5 separate regions of the Homo sapiens genome follow, and all the other regions are linked to region 4. The links are chromatin contacts, found by Hi-C in ENCODE. All regions are on one chromosome and are shown on one strand. Each heading gives the region's core, a stretch centred on a gene start or an enhancer-like site at or near the end of the contact. The rest is flanking DNA. Distances are from core to core; before and after follow the strand shown.

Evidence for each region. A loop is a pair of places that touch in the nucleus more often than their neighbours do. Pooled maps may share reads with other maps.
Region 1: a loop to region 4 is called in a map of B cell, with 12 times the contacts of the local background. The contact joins the promoter of MRPL1 here to the promoter of SEPTIN11 in region 4. A Hi-C loop is called at or near these places in 1 of 168 maps with a recorded cell type or tissue (B cell), 3 of 37 single-sample maps with no recorded cell type and 9 of 50 pooled maps.
Region 2: a pooled map shows a loop between it and region 4 (4-fold over the local background). The contact joins the promoter of STBD1 here to the promoter of SEPTIN11 in region 4. A Hi-C loop is called at or near these places in 3 of 37 single-sample maps with no recorded cell type and 12 of 50 pooled maps.
Region 3: a map of gastrocnemius medialis shows a loop between it and region 4 (2.4-fold over the local background). The contact joins the enhancer-like site here to the promoter of SEPTIN11 in region 4. A Hi-C loop is called at or near these places in 1 of 168 maps with a recorded cell type or tissue (gastrocnemius medialis), 16 of 37 single-sample maps with no recorded cell type and 8 of 50 pooled maps.
Region 5: a loop to region 4 is called in a map of gastrocnemius medialis, with 3 times the contacts of the local background. The contact joins the promoter of ART3 here to the promoter of SEPTIN11 in region 4. A Hi-C loop is called at or near these places in 1 of 168 maps with a recorded cell type or tissue (gastrocnemius medialis) and 1 of 50 pooled maps.

The regions. Positions count from the first base shown.
Region 1 is chr4:77,861,542-77,864,241 of GRCh38, forward strand. MRPL1 (mitochondrial ribosomal protein L1) reads left to right here and starts at 1,289. Exons shown (of 9, transcript NM_020236.4): 1 at 1,289-1,338. The coding sequence starts at 1,308. RefSeq lists enhancers at 977-1,376, 1,737-1,836.
Region 2 is chr4:76,305,346-76,308,045 of GRCh38, forward strand. It overlaps STBD1 (starch binding domain 1), which reads left to right and starts at 1,388. Exons shown (of 2, transcript NM_003943.5): 1 at 1,388-1,644. The coding sequence starts at 1,425. The region is part of intron 6 of FAM47E-STBD1 (FAM47E-STBD1 readthrough); the gene reads left to right.
Region 3 is chr4:76,198,378-76,201,077 of GRCh38, forward strand. The region is part of intron 1 of SCARB2 (scavenger receptor class B member 2); the gene reads right to left. Among named protein-coding and RNA genes, the nearest start is that of SCARB2, 14 kb to the right of the region's middle. RefSeq lists enhancers at 1,464-1,653, 1,674-1,733. Within about 2 kb of position 1,399, at least 15 of the 41 ENCODE cell types and tissues checked have a DNase peak (open chromatin) inside an H3K27ac peak, as active enhancers do; they include gastrocnemius medialis, where a contact is called at or near this core.
Region 4 is chr4:76,948,360-76,951,059 of GRCh38, forward strand. It overlaps SEPTIN11 (septin 11), which reads left to right and starts at 1,393. Exons shown (of 10, transcript NM_018243.4): 1 at 1,393-1,571. The coding sequence starts at 1,545. LOC105377294 (a long non-coding RNA gene) reads right to left here and starts at 1,206. Exons shown (of 3, transcript XR_001741739.2): 1 at 604-1,206. RefSeq lists an enhancer at 178-257 and silencers at 1,168-1,347, 1,378-1,687.
Region 5 is chr4:76,073,396-76,076,095 of GRCh38, forward strand. It overlaps ART3 (ADP-ribosyltransferase 3 (inactive)), which reads left to right and starts at 1,314. Exons shown (of 12, transcript NM_001130016.3): 1 at 1,314-1,424; 2 at 2,486-2,563. The coding sequence starts at 2,495.

The DNA of each region.
Region 1 (2,700 bases), core at 39-2,538, 910 kb after region 4:
TCCAGTTCATCTGCCTGTGGGCAGCTTCATTGAAGCAAGTTAATTTTGCAGGCTTGCCATTCTAATTGAGTCACTAATTCATGTATGCATATATTCATTTATTCAGCAAACATTTACTGAGAGCCTCCTATGGGCCTGGCACTGAAGTATGTGCTGAGGTTACAAAAATGAGTAAGATGGTTTCTACCCATAAAAAGCTCAGACTGGTGACAAGAACTGATATATTGTGGTGATGGCTGCACAACTCTTTGAGTACACTAAAAACCATTTAATTGTACAATTTAAATTGGTAGATTGTATGCTATGTAAATTATATCTCAAAACTGTTTAAAAGAAACACAGCCTGAGGCGAAATCTTTAAAAAGTTACCTAGGTGATGTAGGGTACGGTACACACGAAGCAGAGAAGATAGAATGAACCAAGTTATGGAGGTGAGAAACGTGTGTGTGTGTGTGTGTGTGTGTGTGTGTGTGTGTGTGTTGTGGGGGAGGTAAGCTGGGAAGTGATAAAATCCGTAATCAGATTTGTTTTAGATAAACCACACCGACAGCTGTGACGTAATGGAAAGTACACTCATTCTGTTTTGTTTTTGTTTTTTTTTCCTATCAGAATAACTTGTGCGTGGGTCTTGGAGCTGCCATTTTAAAACTAGAAATGTTTTATAAATGTCAAGTATTATTATTCAATTGATCCTAATGGTAAGTCTACTCGCTTGCCAGCAGGGGGTAAATGTAGAGATTAATTTAAGATTTTAAAGCTAAGGTTGATCTTGCGCTGACAGAAAGTTTGACAATTAGCAAAAAAAGTTTGTCAGTGAGTTGGACACCTCCCTCGGGTAGCGGCGAAAACGCCTAGAGAATTTTTAAAATAAGTCTTTCCAAGGCCGGAAAAGTGGCGGAGGAAGCTAGTGGGTTTCAGGGTTCCTGTTTTTCAAGATTTTACGTTGGGTATTAAGTACTCTCACAGCCTGTTAAAATTGTCGCTCTGAGTACACTTGCAGGATCAAAAAAGAAAAAGAATAAGAAGGAAGGATTAAAATAATCACAGCATCGCCAACAGGATCGTATTTTCCCGAAGGTGGTTAACCAGCCATACCGGAACCACGAAACACACAGGGTCCTGGGCAACACGGAGGACTAACAGTAACACCGCCACGCCGGCAGCAAAGCTCATTTTGGTCCCCGCCCCGTTCCTCTTTCTCTTTTTAACTCCTTCCCTCTTTGCGGATTCTAGAACGGAACCTTTTTTTAATTCTTCCCAGTAGAAACGTAGGAACAATTTCGTGAACGCAATCCGGAGTGCCCAACATGGCGGCGGCCGTAAGGTGCATGGGTAGAGGTAAGGCGAGGGGTTGTCTTGCAGGGGAAATGGCTCTGGCACCGAGTCTCTGGTTGCAGCAGAGTGCAAGGCGGATTCTGCTCTGGGTGCTGAAAATGCCTCGTGCTGTTTCTGGTCTCTAGGTTTTTCAGAGGGTGGGTCATTACTACTTAAAAGTGACCTTATGAAGGGTTTCACTCCATTCTGGAGACGTCCACCCTGAGGGAGGGAGTGGGAGCGGGACGTACATCGAGCGCCCTCCAGCCACCTATGGGCATGGCAAGGACTGGGTCGTCTCTGATACTGGGGTGTGGGCTGCGGGTAGTGGAGTGTGATAAGTGAGGTGAGTTCTGATAAGGGAAAGATGATGTATTTGAGTGGCTTAAGTCTGTAAATTAGAGCAATTTTCAAAGTGCTTTTTGGTGCTTTCGGAATTACTTCGTTATAGGCGATTCCAGTTCTTAAACTTCCATAGGTGGTCTAATTTGGATCAACGTTTATCATTTGAGGGGGCTAATTCTGTAGTACCTCTTGGTAGCGCCTCTTTTCATCTTAATAATTTCAACTTTTTGTCTACGATGACAGCCCTTTCTTGTGCAACAATTTTTTTTTTTTTTTTTTTTTGAGACGGCAGTCTCGCTCTGCCACCCAGGCTGGGAGTGCTGTGGTGCGATCTCAGCTCACTGCAACCTCCGTCTCCCAGGTTCAAGCGATTCTCCTGCCTCGGCCTCCCGAGTAGCAGAGACTACAGGCGTGTGCCACCATGCCTGGCTAATTTTTGTATTTGTAGTAGAGACAGGGTTTCACCATGTTGACCAGGCTAGTCTTGCACTCCTAATCGCAGGTGATCCGCCCTCCTCGGCCTCTCAAAGTGCTGGGATTACAGGCGTGAGGCACTGCGCCCGGCCTGTGCAACGCTTTTTGCTTTTATTTTGTGTTTTTGAAGTCCAGTGATATATATTGTTTAATTTAGGTAGGTCTTTAGGTAGAAGCAGTAGCCAGCATTACCCCCATTTTACAGAGGAAGAAACTGAACTTATTAGATATGTGGCCAAGTTCATATAACTAGTAAATGGCAGAGGAAGTACTGAAGCTTGCAATCCTAGGTCAGTGATACATGTATATTTAACACTGCATCACAGTTTTTTTTTTTTTTTTTTTGAGTTTCTTTTTAGGAAAACTGTGTCAAGAGAGTTATTGCTCAAAAATTAGGGGTGACAAGAGATAACAACAGACCCTGATGCCTACTTTGTGAGCAAACCAAAATGTATATTATTTCTGAAAGGAGGTTGAAGGCATCTTCATGTATGACAGAAATCGTTATGTTACACAAATCCAAAGAAACCAAAAATACCTGAATATTATAATTTTCTTGTCACATTT
Region 2 (2,700 bases), core at 138-2,637, 640 kb before region 4:
CCTGAGATGGGGAAGGTGGGGAGAGTAGTAGGTTTGGGGAGTTAGGTGGGGAGTTCAGGTCTGGATGAGTTGGGTTTGAGATGTCTATTAGACATCCACGAGGAGATGCCCAGTAGGCAGTCTTCGCCCTCACCTCTCCTCTACCTCCTCTCTTATGATTACAGAAGTTGTGGCCTGCATCAAGGCGTGCATCAGCCTTCCAGTAACCCCACTGGCAGAACCTTGCACCCCGTTAAGGGCTACTGTCCATTCGGAGCAAGGGGCACATTAGATAATTTGCCCTACCAGAGAGAGCAATTATAGCAATTACTCCAAGGCAGGTGTTTGGTATCTGTGGCCTTTAGCAGTTGAATGTCGGAGTCCAAGGGAAAGGTGTGAGCTGCAGACATAGACGTGGGGATCATCAGCTTGAAGCTGTTGTGCAAAGTCATCAGATCAGCAGAGGAAAGGATTTACAAAGAAATATATATAACACCGCACAGGGTTGTTGTCTTGTGAGGATTAAATTAAATACACACTTAAAACATCCGGAATACAGACAGTGCTTAATAAAGAGCTGCTGTTTTTATTAACAAACTTATCTGTAGGAGCTCGTCCATGGACAACATCCAGTTCATACAGATGCGTGCGCATTTCGCAGCAGCCATACACGCCCAAAGAGGACGAGACTGGATGTGATTGAGCTGACTGGCATCTTTAGATGGATGGTCCTCAGTCCAGTCCTTCCATTTTACAGGCGAGGAGGCGGAAGCTTGGGGAGGCTAAGCGCGCTGAGCTGGCGGCGGAGCGGAGCTTCCACTAGGGCTCCCAGTTTCCCCGCACCGCGCCCGCCGTCCTCCGGGCCACCCATCCCACCCGAACGCGCCACCGCTCTAGCCCGCGCTCCAGCCCGCGCGTCACCGACGCCCGCGGCCTCTCCCACCTCTAAGTTCCAGGAAGCTCTCGGCCTCTAGCTGACCGCGTTGCTGCTGAGCTTCCCTGGGGAGAAGGCGCCGAGGTGCCCGGTGCGGGCCGAGGCAGGGCTGGGCCTCGCGGGCAGCAGGCGGAAGAAGGAAGGGCGGTGGGGCAGGTCCCGGCTGCGCGGGGCAGTTGTGCGCACTTGGGTTCTTCACGCGGGACACACGTGGAACGCCGACCCCTGCGCCCCTGGCCGCTGGCAACTGGCAAGGCCGGGAACAGAAAGTGTAGGGACAGAAGAGCGCTGGAGTCTTCCCCGGGAGGGAGCCCGGGGCTGCAGCCCAGGGGCGGGGAGCGGGGCGGGGCTGGGAAAGTTGAGTACTGGTCGCTCAGGGCCGGGCTCCGCCGGAGTGCCCGGCGCAGAAACCGTAAAAGGCTGGAGCGGGCGGGGTAGGTGTGGCTCTGTGTGCGTGACCTGAGCCCCGGTCCCAGTCCCTGTAGTCTCCTGCGGCCGCGGCCTCTCAGCCATGGGCGCCGTCTGGTCCGCCCTGCTGGTTGGAGGGGGTCTGGCCGGAGCACTTTTCGTTTGGCTGCTGCGGGGCGGCCCTGGCGACACCGGGAAGGACGGGGATGCGGAGCAGGAGAAAGACGCCCCTCTTGGGGGAGCTGCGATTCCGGGAGGCCATCAGAGTGGCAGCAGCGGACTGAGCCCTGGACCTTCCGGGCAGGAGCTGGTCACCAAACCAGGTATTCTTCCCCCCGTGACTCCAGGGCACATCTGCCAGAGCTTTGAGGTTCATCGAGGAAGGGAGCAAAGAGACAAACCCACCTGGAGCTTTCCTAGGGGCCCATTCCTGCGGACGGGCTCTCCTAAGGGGACTGGGCCATCCCCACGCCCCTCGGTTTCCCAGGCTGGTTGGTACGCGCAGGCAGGTTTCTTGTCTGGTCCTCCAAGGGCCGCGCCCTTGCCGAGTCCCTCAGCGCCCGCGCCTGAGGACTTGGTCCTGCCCCTCCGGCGGGGATGAGCTCCTCCACTTGGCGGCGCTTGGTGCAGTGCGGGCGGCTGCAGTGGCGGCGCCCCTTCCCGGCCTTTGGAAAGGGGGGCTTAGGTTTAGGGGATCCTACAAGCCTCTTCGATCTCTGCCCAAGCAGGGACATTTTCTAAGTCCCAATCCGGGTAGTCTGACATCCTCCCATCGCACAGCCCATGAAGAGCTGGGTTTGGGAACACCCGAACTGCGGGCGCCTCCTGCTATCTGGATGCTTCTTTAGGAAGGCAAAGTTCAGGTTGGACTCTGGCCATGAAGGCTGTGGCTGAGGCCCTGGGGATGTGCCTTGGTCACCCCTTTCAGCACTGTCGGCAGTCCCCTCCACGCTGCCCCAGAATAGGGCCGGATAGTCATCCCTAGGAAGGGACTACTTAAATAGGGGACCCAACCCTGATGAGTAGAATTGACATCTGGGTTTAAATTTCTGTATTTTAGGGACCGTTTGCTAAGCAGAGAGCGAACACTGGCAGAAAAGCTTACCGTCCAGTGCCCTCCCTTGGCAAGCTGCCCATGCCTGGACAGAAGCCTAATGGTGAAAATGACATCTGTGAACTTTATTTTTAGCCCAGTGGTGTTCATGTGCAGCCATATGAAAATCTGCCCGTGTGCCTTTACTGTGATTGGTCTGGGATGCCTAGACAGTTCACTTATCTTTTTTCTGAAGACCAATCTCATGCTTTAGGTTGAAAAGTTGGGAATCCAGAATAATATTTGTTCATTCTCACTTCCAACTCCCACCATCACCGAGGCGGGC
Region 3 (2,700 bases), core at 149-2,648, 750 kb before region 4:
GGTTTCCAGAAAGAAGGGGTTACCAGAAAGAAGGGTAAACCTGGCTGTTCTGACATGCGTAAACAGTGTGACTTGAACTTGTTCCTCCAACTTTCAGGATAGAAATAAACATTTAGTACATTTGACTTCTTAATGAAACAAAGCAAATGAAAAACAAGAACAATAAAAACTGTCCTTGGCAGCATGCCAGAGTCATAACCAACCCAGACCATGTTACAGCTGGGGCTTCTCCTCTGTCTCCCTCCACCCCCACAGCCCTTCTCTGCCTGGCCACTTCTTAGTTGAGTCACCAGCACTCAGACAAATCCTCATAGCCCCTTTTACTCCCTTCAAATCTTGCCCTCAAGAGTGGTGGCTTTTCCTGCTGCTTTCATATGTCTCTTTTCCTCCACCTTACAAGTTGGATGTTTGTCAGGAAACCCTCTGTCAATCCCAGAGTAGATCACGTGCTGGAGAGTGAGTGAGTGTGTGTGTGTGTGTGTGTGTGTGTGTGTGTGCTCATGCGAATGCACTAAGTAGGAAGAGAGATGGGGAATGAGAGAACAGAGGGAAGTTGTAAATACAGCTGCTAACATTTCTAAAACAGTGTGTCTTTATTTTTATTTTCTCACTTTCAGCTCAGAGAATGGCAGTTACTATTCAGTTACCATTACTGCCACGCCAGCTGCAATCTACTGTGAGTCTGCTAAAGTCAGGTGCTATGCTAGGGGCTTTATAATGTACCTTATCTCTGAGTTTTACACTGACACTACAAAATAAAAATCCCCATTTTGCAGACAAAGAAATGGTGGCACTGGCTGTCCCAAGTCACAAAGCCAGTAAATGAAATCAAATCTGACCAAGTCCAGGAGTGCAGATTTACTCACCCATCCAGCAGCTGCCACCCCATGGCACCCTGAGGGTAGAGTTGCCAGATTTAGCAAATAAAACCTGGGATACCCAGTTAAATTTGTATTTCAGATAAACAACAAATAATTTTATAATATAATTATGTCCCAAATATTGCATGGGCTACATCAAAAATGTTTTTATTCATAGGAGATGCATGCTGAAGGATTTAGGAACAAAGTGTGTGATATCTACAACTTACTTCAAATAATTCAAGAAAAAGTGCATCAGAGAGATAAATATGGCAGGACATTAACAACTGATACATCGGACTGAACCGAAATATCACACGAGACAGACTCATACTAAAATGTTATTTGTTATCTGAAATTCAAATTTAACTGGTTGTCCTGTATTTTATTTTATTTGGCAACTCTAGCCCAGAGGGACAGTGAAACTATGGAGAAGCCATAAGTTGGACTCTGAACTCTCAGGGTTTCCTCGAGTGTTACCCGTGCCATCTGGAGGAAAGGAAACTAGGGCAGCTGCGTGAGGTCACTGTCAGCTCCTAGTAAGGAGCCCACAGGTGAGGAACCGAAAAAGGGAGAGTTCAACTCTAGAGTTTCCAGGCAGCCGCGCAGCCCCAGTATGCTAATGGGTCCAAAGAAAGCACCTCAACCTCCTGCCACAAGATGGCCCAGAGAGGGCTCTGTTTTGACTTAAACTTTTAATTTCTGCCCCTTCTATTTCTGATCCTCAGGGCATTCAAGTGTGCACTCCCAGGAGCTTGCTCGGCAAAGGAAGGCCTGAGAAACTAACAAATAATAACCTCAGCCTCAAGACCGCGGACTGTCTGGCACAGGAAGTTATTCATTCCGCCAGATACAACGAGCTAGTGTCCCCCTCAAAGGCGCCCTTTGCCAGTCTGAACAGAAAGCCATGGCTTGGGAACAACTGATCTTCCTCACCGAGGGTTCTGCTGTGGTGATGACAGCCACCAGACAAACCTTGTAATCAGCTGAGTCTTCTTAGTTACACTAAATGAAAAAGCAACATAAGGCCTTAAATCAGTTTTACAGTGTGACTCTGGATATTAAGAGTGGCACTGTGGAGTCACAATATAACTGTTGCTTATTAGTTTTAACCAAGACGAACATAATGAATTTTTCCACGCACAATACTGTGGCACTACCACTAAAACAAAATACTGGAAAATTATCAAGTTCTATGGTGAATTCACAGTGTCAACAGCTAAATTAATAATTGGACTAAAAAACATACTTTTCAGTTAATCACCCAATATGTACCTACTGAGAGCTTTCTATGTGCCCGGACTATGCCCTGCAAACAGGCATAGGCCCTGTCTGTAAGAAGAAATTTAGCTAAGGACACAAAACCAACATGCATGTAACAGGGAGTGAAAAATTATGTGCAAGACTCAGTAATTCAGCCTAACAAACAGCTTATGCCTGAAATTATTTAGATCCTTCCAGTAGCATGGATCTGTGATAAAATTCCCCCATCTAAACATCTCACAGGCTGCTCCAAGACAACATGACCAAAATGGACTCATGATTTTCTCCCCTAGTTGATCACTAAGTCCTGCTGATTTCACCTCCTCCTCTTCCCCATTTCTACCCCAAGGCACATTTCATCATTGGCTTGGACTGTGACAATACTGTATGTAGGCTCCTAACTGGTCTCCCTCTCTCCAGCCTTTTTCCTTTCAAATGCTTCATCCATCTCAGGCTTCAGAGAAGCCTGTCAAAAGTGCCTAAGGGAACAGATACTCCACCCCTGCTCAAAGGATAAAGTCCACAGTCCTTGACCTGTTGTGATCTGATGCAACTGCGTCACCTGTCGCTGTCTTTT
Region 4 (2,700 bases), core at 143-2,642:
AGGCAGGGCCAGCGGGACAGGGAGACTCAAGGCCCCAGGGGATCTGGGCGTTTGAAGACTCAGGTCAGACTCTGAGGCGCCCGTCTAAAGAGACCGGTTGTCTTTTCCCTAATTCAGGAGGCCAGGCTGTCCCTTGGGGCGTCGTACCGAGGGCAGATCACAGCCCTTCCCTCCTCACCACACTCCCTGTGCTTCCACCCAGCTGGTTCCCCGCCCTGTCCATCGCTGTCCTCAATCGCTTGTTGTCGTGGGCCCCCCTCTCCGGCCCACGTGGGGCCGCAGGGATCCACAGCTCATCTGACACACCTCGCTGCCCTGCACGCACCGGGACCCCTCCATTCCGCCGGCCCCTCAGACACGCAGTAACACCCCAACATCTGCTGGGAAAAAAATCTTCCCCACGGCGGAGGAGTTCTCAGTCCCACGCGCCCAGAGTCGCACCCACTCGAGCCACCCGCCTGTTGCCGTCGCCACGCCCTCCAGCCGCAGCCCCAGCGCGCATTCCTACGGGTCGCCGGGTCTGTCGCCAGCGATCGAATGAAGTCGGCTGATCCCCCACGTGTGGCTGCTCCAGTGACACCCAGGGGAGGCCTCGGTCCTTACCCCTAGAGCAACCAATGGCTGCCTTAATTCTTCAGCGGGGGCGTTCTTTTTCTTCCTCCCAAGCAGGCGGCCGTTGGGTCGGCCGAAGGCAGCAGCGACTACTACGGCTCTTCCTCTCCAATGGGATCCCCTGTCTGCCCGCGCGCCACAGTGACAGCTTCCAGATGCCTGTCTTTAGTCTCCCTTCTCAAGGGAAGCGGTGGGCGACCGAGGTGCGGCCTGGAGGGCCCCCATGTGGGAAGGGAAGACTTGCGGAAGGGCAATTCTTCCAGTGCGGAGACGAGGAGGCCAGCCCAGCCGCACTTCGGTCGCCCACCGCTCCGCCTGGTGGTCCGCAGCCCCTTCCAGGCCGGCTTCTCCGGGTGGGGCGTGCTAGTCCGGGGCTAACTTTCCGCCACGTGCTGTCCCTGCGACCCGTCTCCCCCGGTCGCCCTTCCTTCTCCCGGCGGCCGCTGGAGCTGCCCGCTTCGTGGAGCCGGTGGCAGGCCCCGGGGCTGGGAGCTCGCGCCCAGGCTTTTACTCAGATTCCAGCACCTGATGGAGCAGGGGGTGGCGGCCAGCGCACAGGCTGTCGGCATCTCATGGCAGCGGAGACGGTCGTTTGGGGACGGAGGGGCGAGCCCCGCGGCCGGGGCCAGTGGAGCTGGGCTCGGAGCCCGCCCACCATCCTCCCGCCCACCACCGCGGCCGGGCGCGCAGGCTCACACCCCTTCCTGGGGAAGCGAATGGTCCCTTCCAGGCGGGTGGCCATGTTGCTCTAATAAAGCGGGAGGGGCGGCGGCGTGGGGGGAGCAGATGCCGCTGGCTGCCAGCGGGACGCCGGCGAGCAGAGCGCAGCCGCGAGGGAGGCGCGAGGGAGGCGAGCCGGAGCCCGAGCACTAGCAGCAGCCGGAGTCGGCGTAAAGCACCCGGGCGCAGCCGGAGCCGGTGCCGCAGCTGCGATGGCCGTGGCCGTGGGGAGACCGTCTGTGAGTGCTGGGGCCTCGCCTGCTGCTCCTCGGGCGCCGGGTGGTCTCTGCTCTGGGGCGGGTGCGGTGAGGACCACAGGGGAGCCGGGCGGGTGCTCGGCCCCGCGGCGGCGGCGACGGCTGTGGGTGTGTGCACGAATTTGGGCGCGCGTCTGGGGTCGGGGTTAGGAGCCCAGGGGCTCAGTTACGTGATGCAACAGTGGATCGCCTCGTCGCGCCCCTCTTCTGGGAATGCGAAAGAAAAAGGACCCCTCTCCTGTTCCCTTTAAAATAATTCTTTGAGGCGCGGCGTGTCTCAGCCGCCTCCCTCTGCCCGCGCACCTCTTCCCTCGTGACAGCCAGAAGGGCGCCGGGTTCGGGGCTTTCCTCCAGTCTCCCCCGCGCCGAGGGGGCGCTCAGGGCATGGGAATTGCGAGCTGAAGTGCTGCGTGTGGCACTGCTGTAGAAGCAGGTCAGAGGGGTGGGATTTCCGTGGTGGCCTCCCCAGCGCATTGTGAGATCCCGGACACCCTCGGGCATCCACCCGGCTGAGCGGGCCCTGCCCAGGATGTGGACAAAGCCCCAGATAACACACACAAAGTTTTCTGGAGGCTCCCTTGTGGTGTGGGTGGAAGGACTGAAATGTTCTGCGGCTGAAAGGCCGGGGGCGGCGGGCTGAGGAGGCTGGGACGCGAGGAAGAGGAAGGGCGGGCGGGTGCGTGAAGAATCGAGTGCCCCACGGCGGGAGGGAGGAGAGTAGGAGGGAGGAGATACCTTTGCCCCGAGTGTGTGGGCCAAGGCGCCGCGCCTACTGGGTTGCAAGACTCGGTCCGCGCCCCGGGGCCGGGCCGGAGGGGAGCGGGACTCCGAGGGTGCGGTTCAGTGGCCGCTCCGCATCCCCAAGTGAAAGGCGGAGGAAGGGGCGGCGGCGGCCTTTCCTTTTTTTTGAAAGGAGCGGAGCTGGGTGGGAAAGGCGGAGTCCTCCTGTTTTCCCTTTCCCCTTTTCATCGTCGATGTTCACAGTCCACTCGCCTTACTGGCTTTGGGGGCGCCTCGGGCGATGTCTTTCCCTGTCTATCACCTCCTCTTCCCTTTTTCTTCTTCCCTTTCCCACAGCTGTGCAGCTGCAGGTGGTGGCTCGGGAGATTTT
Region 5 (2,700 bases), core at 64-2,563, 880 kb before region 4:
AAATCATATTATTTCTGGGAGTGAGTCTGTGCTGTGTATTTAATCTTGGATTGCCAAGCCAGTGAGGTGGGAAAAGGTTGGAACATATCTCTATTCTAAAGAGTAGAGTTGGATTTTGTAAATATAGGTGTATTTCATGATAATTTAAAATGTTTTCTTGAAGTAATATATGTGTGTACAAAAAAAACACATATCATAAGTATATAGCTCACTGAATTTTCACAAACTGAATTTGTCAATGTAATTGGCATCCATAGCAAAAAGCAGAACCCAGCTAACATCTCAGATGCTCCTCTGTGCCCTTTCCAGTTACTAGCTACTACCCAGGGTGACCACTATTCTGACTTCTCATGCCTTGGAAGTGTTTTGCCTAATTTTGTTCTTGATATAAATTAAATCATACAGTATAAACATGCTTGTATCTCTTTTTTTACTCAAAATTTTGTTTGTGAGATTTATCCACATTGTTATATATGGTCAGAGTTTGTTCGTTTTCATTGCTATATAAAATTTCACTTACAGTCTAACCATTCTACTGTTGATGGATATTTGGTTTCCAGTTTGGGGGTTATTATGAATAGTGCTACTATCAACATTCTATTAATGTATTTTGGTGTATGTATGCGTGAATTTCTTTGGACATTTTTGTGTTTTTTAAATCCACAGTCAGTGAACCCTAAGTGTTCCTCAGCATTGCAGTCAGTATATTTACCATGTATGCGTTACTCAAATGACAGCTGTAGTTGCAGGCATTACCAAATCCTTCCCTCCTTAATGTTATCACTGGACTTTGTCTATACTTGGGATTCTTAACATGTTGTATTTTGGTTAAGTATGCGTATTCATGTTTTTTATTAGATTTTGAGTGCTTTTTAGTACTTTGTTTTACTTGCTTATGTATCCCGACTCCTGACGAGGTACCTGAAATATAGTAAGCTAGTTGAGCGAATGGTGATAGCTGTCACCATTGCCAGTGATTAACAGAGCAAGTTTCCCTAGTTATGTGAATCACTTAGCCTAGAGTAAAATCCATGCTTTAGTTTGATATCTCAGTGTCAAAGGATTAGGAATGGGAAGTCATTTCTCTCTGAGAGAAGCCCAGAACTGTGGGCTCAGAACTGAATGTGCTGTGTGGCTAAAGGGAATTGCTATGGCTTTACAAGCCTCTTGGAGATTTAAAGTGTTAACAGCAGTGATTCCAAGGCATAGTGTGGGGGGGCCAGATATAAATAGCAGAACACAAGTAGCGTAGTGTGCCACTGCCAAGCTACTGCTGGGGGTGTTTATAAAAAGAAAAGCATTCCTGTCTCAGCTCTCACTGTCAACAACATCCCATCCTGAAGACTTGCTTACCACAACTGAGAGTGGGGAGTCAGTTTGAGGCCTAGCATCACTTAAACTTCCTCCAAAGGCACAAAAGCCAGGTAAACCTTTTGACTTATTTACACTCAGACTAAAGAAATGAACAATTTTTAGGAAAATCCTGATCAAAGCTTGCTTAAAACATATTGCCTTGTGACAGATATCTATCATCTTATATTCAAATCTTTTTTGGAAAGAGAAGTTTAACACAAAGTAGCATGTTGGTACTATATTTTAGTATTTTTAGTAAAAACAAAACAAAACTGCTTCTGAAGAAATATGGGAAACTGAGGCCAAAATGATCTATAAAAGGGAAGACTTCTCCCTTCCCCTGTGCTGTTCATTCTCATTTTTAGAATCCAGAATATGGTGATTGGTAGGGTAAAATAGAAGCTTCATTTGAGTTACATTATCATAAATACTGGGATGAATATTAGGCATTCGGCCAATAGTTGTATAATCTTAGAATTGCTGCCTACCCAGTTCCTTCTTATTCTTGTTCCCGCCTTCAGAAAGTTATGTAAGACACTTATTTTACCCTCGGGCTTCTCTTGATTGTATTTGGGGGAAGGGGGCCATCTCTGACAATCCACTGCTTTGTACCACTACTGACCTCATCATCTCCTCTGTCCCACTCAAAAGGGCATGACAATGTGCAAAGAGGATAGAAGAATGGATAATGTGCATGGACATATTCCTGGGGAATTCTTAGAAACTGGGAGCTAGGGGACCAATTTGAGACTGCTGTTTTTTAGTCTGATTGTGTTATTTCCTGTGCACGCTGAGGGGAGATTTAGAGATGGGAAGAAAATATGACTCCCAGTGACTGTGGTGGGAGAGATGACATGTCTGGAGGAGTATGGAAATGCACAGATTTAATCTTGAGCAAATCACTGAAATTCTAAGGTGTTTTTGTTTCCTCGTCTGTAGAATGAGAGCATTAGACCACTAGATAAAGCCTAATGGCTCTTGTAGCCCGTTAGGAATTTATTGATAATCACTTCCTGACCATCATGCTATCCACTCACATTCTAAATGAAAAAATACGCAGTGTCATCCTATTCTACTTCCCTACACCTCTTTTTTGAGTCTACTGAATTGAAATTTCTTTATTTTAATTTAGAAGAGAAAAATGAAGACGGGACATTTTGAAATAGTCACCATGCTGCTGGCAACCATGATTCTAGTGGACATTTTCCAGGTAATGTTGGGAATGGGAAGCATGTGGTCATTGGAATGGAAATTCGTTTTTTTTTTTTTTTGAGACGGAGTCTCTCTCTGTCGCCCAGACTGCTGGAGTGCAGTGGCTCGATTTCGGCTCACTGCAAGCTCCGCCTC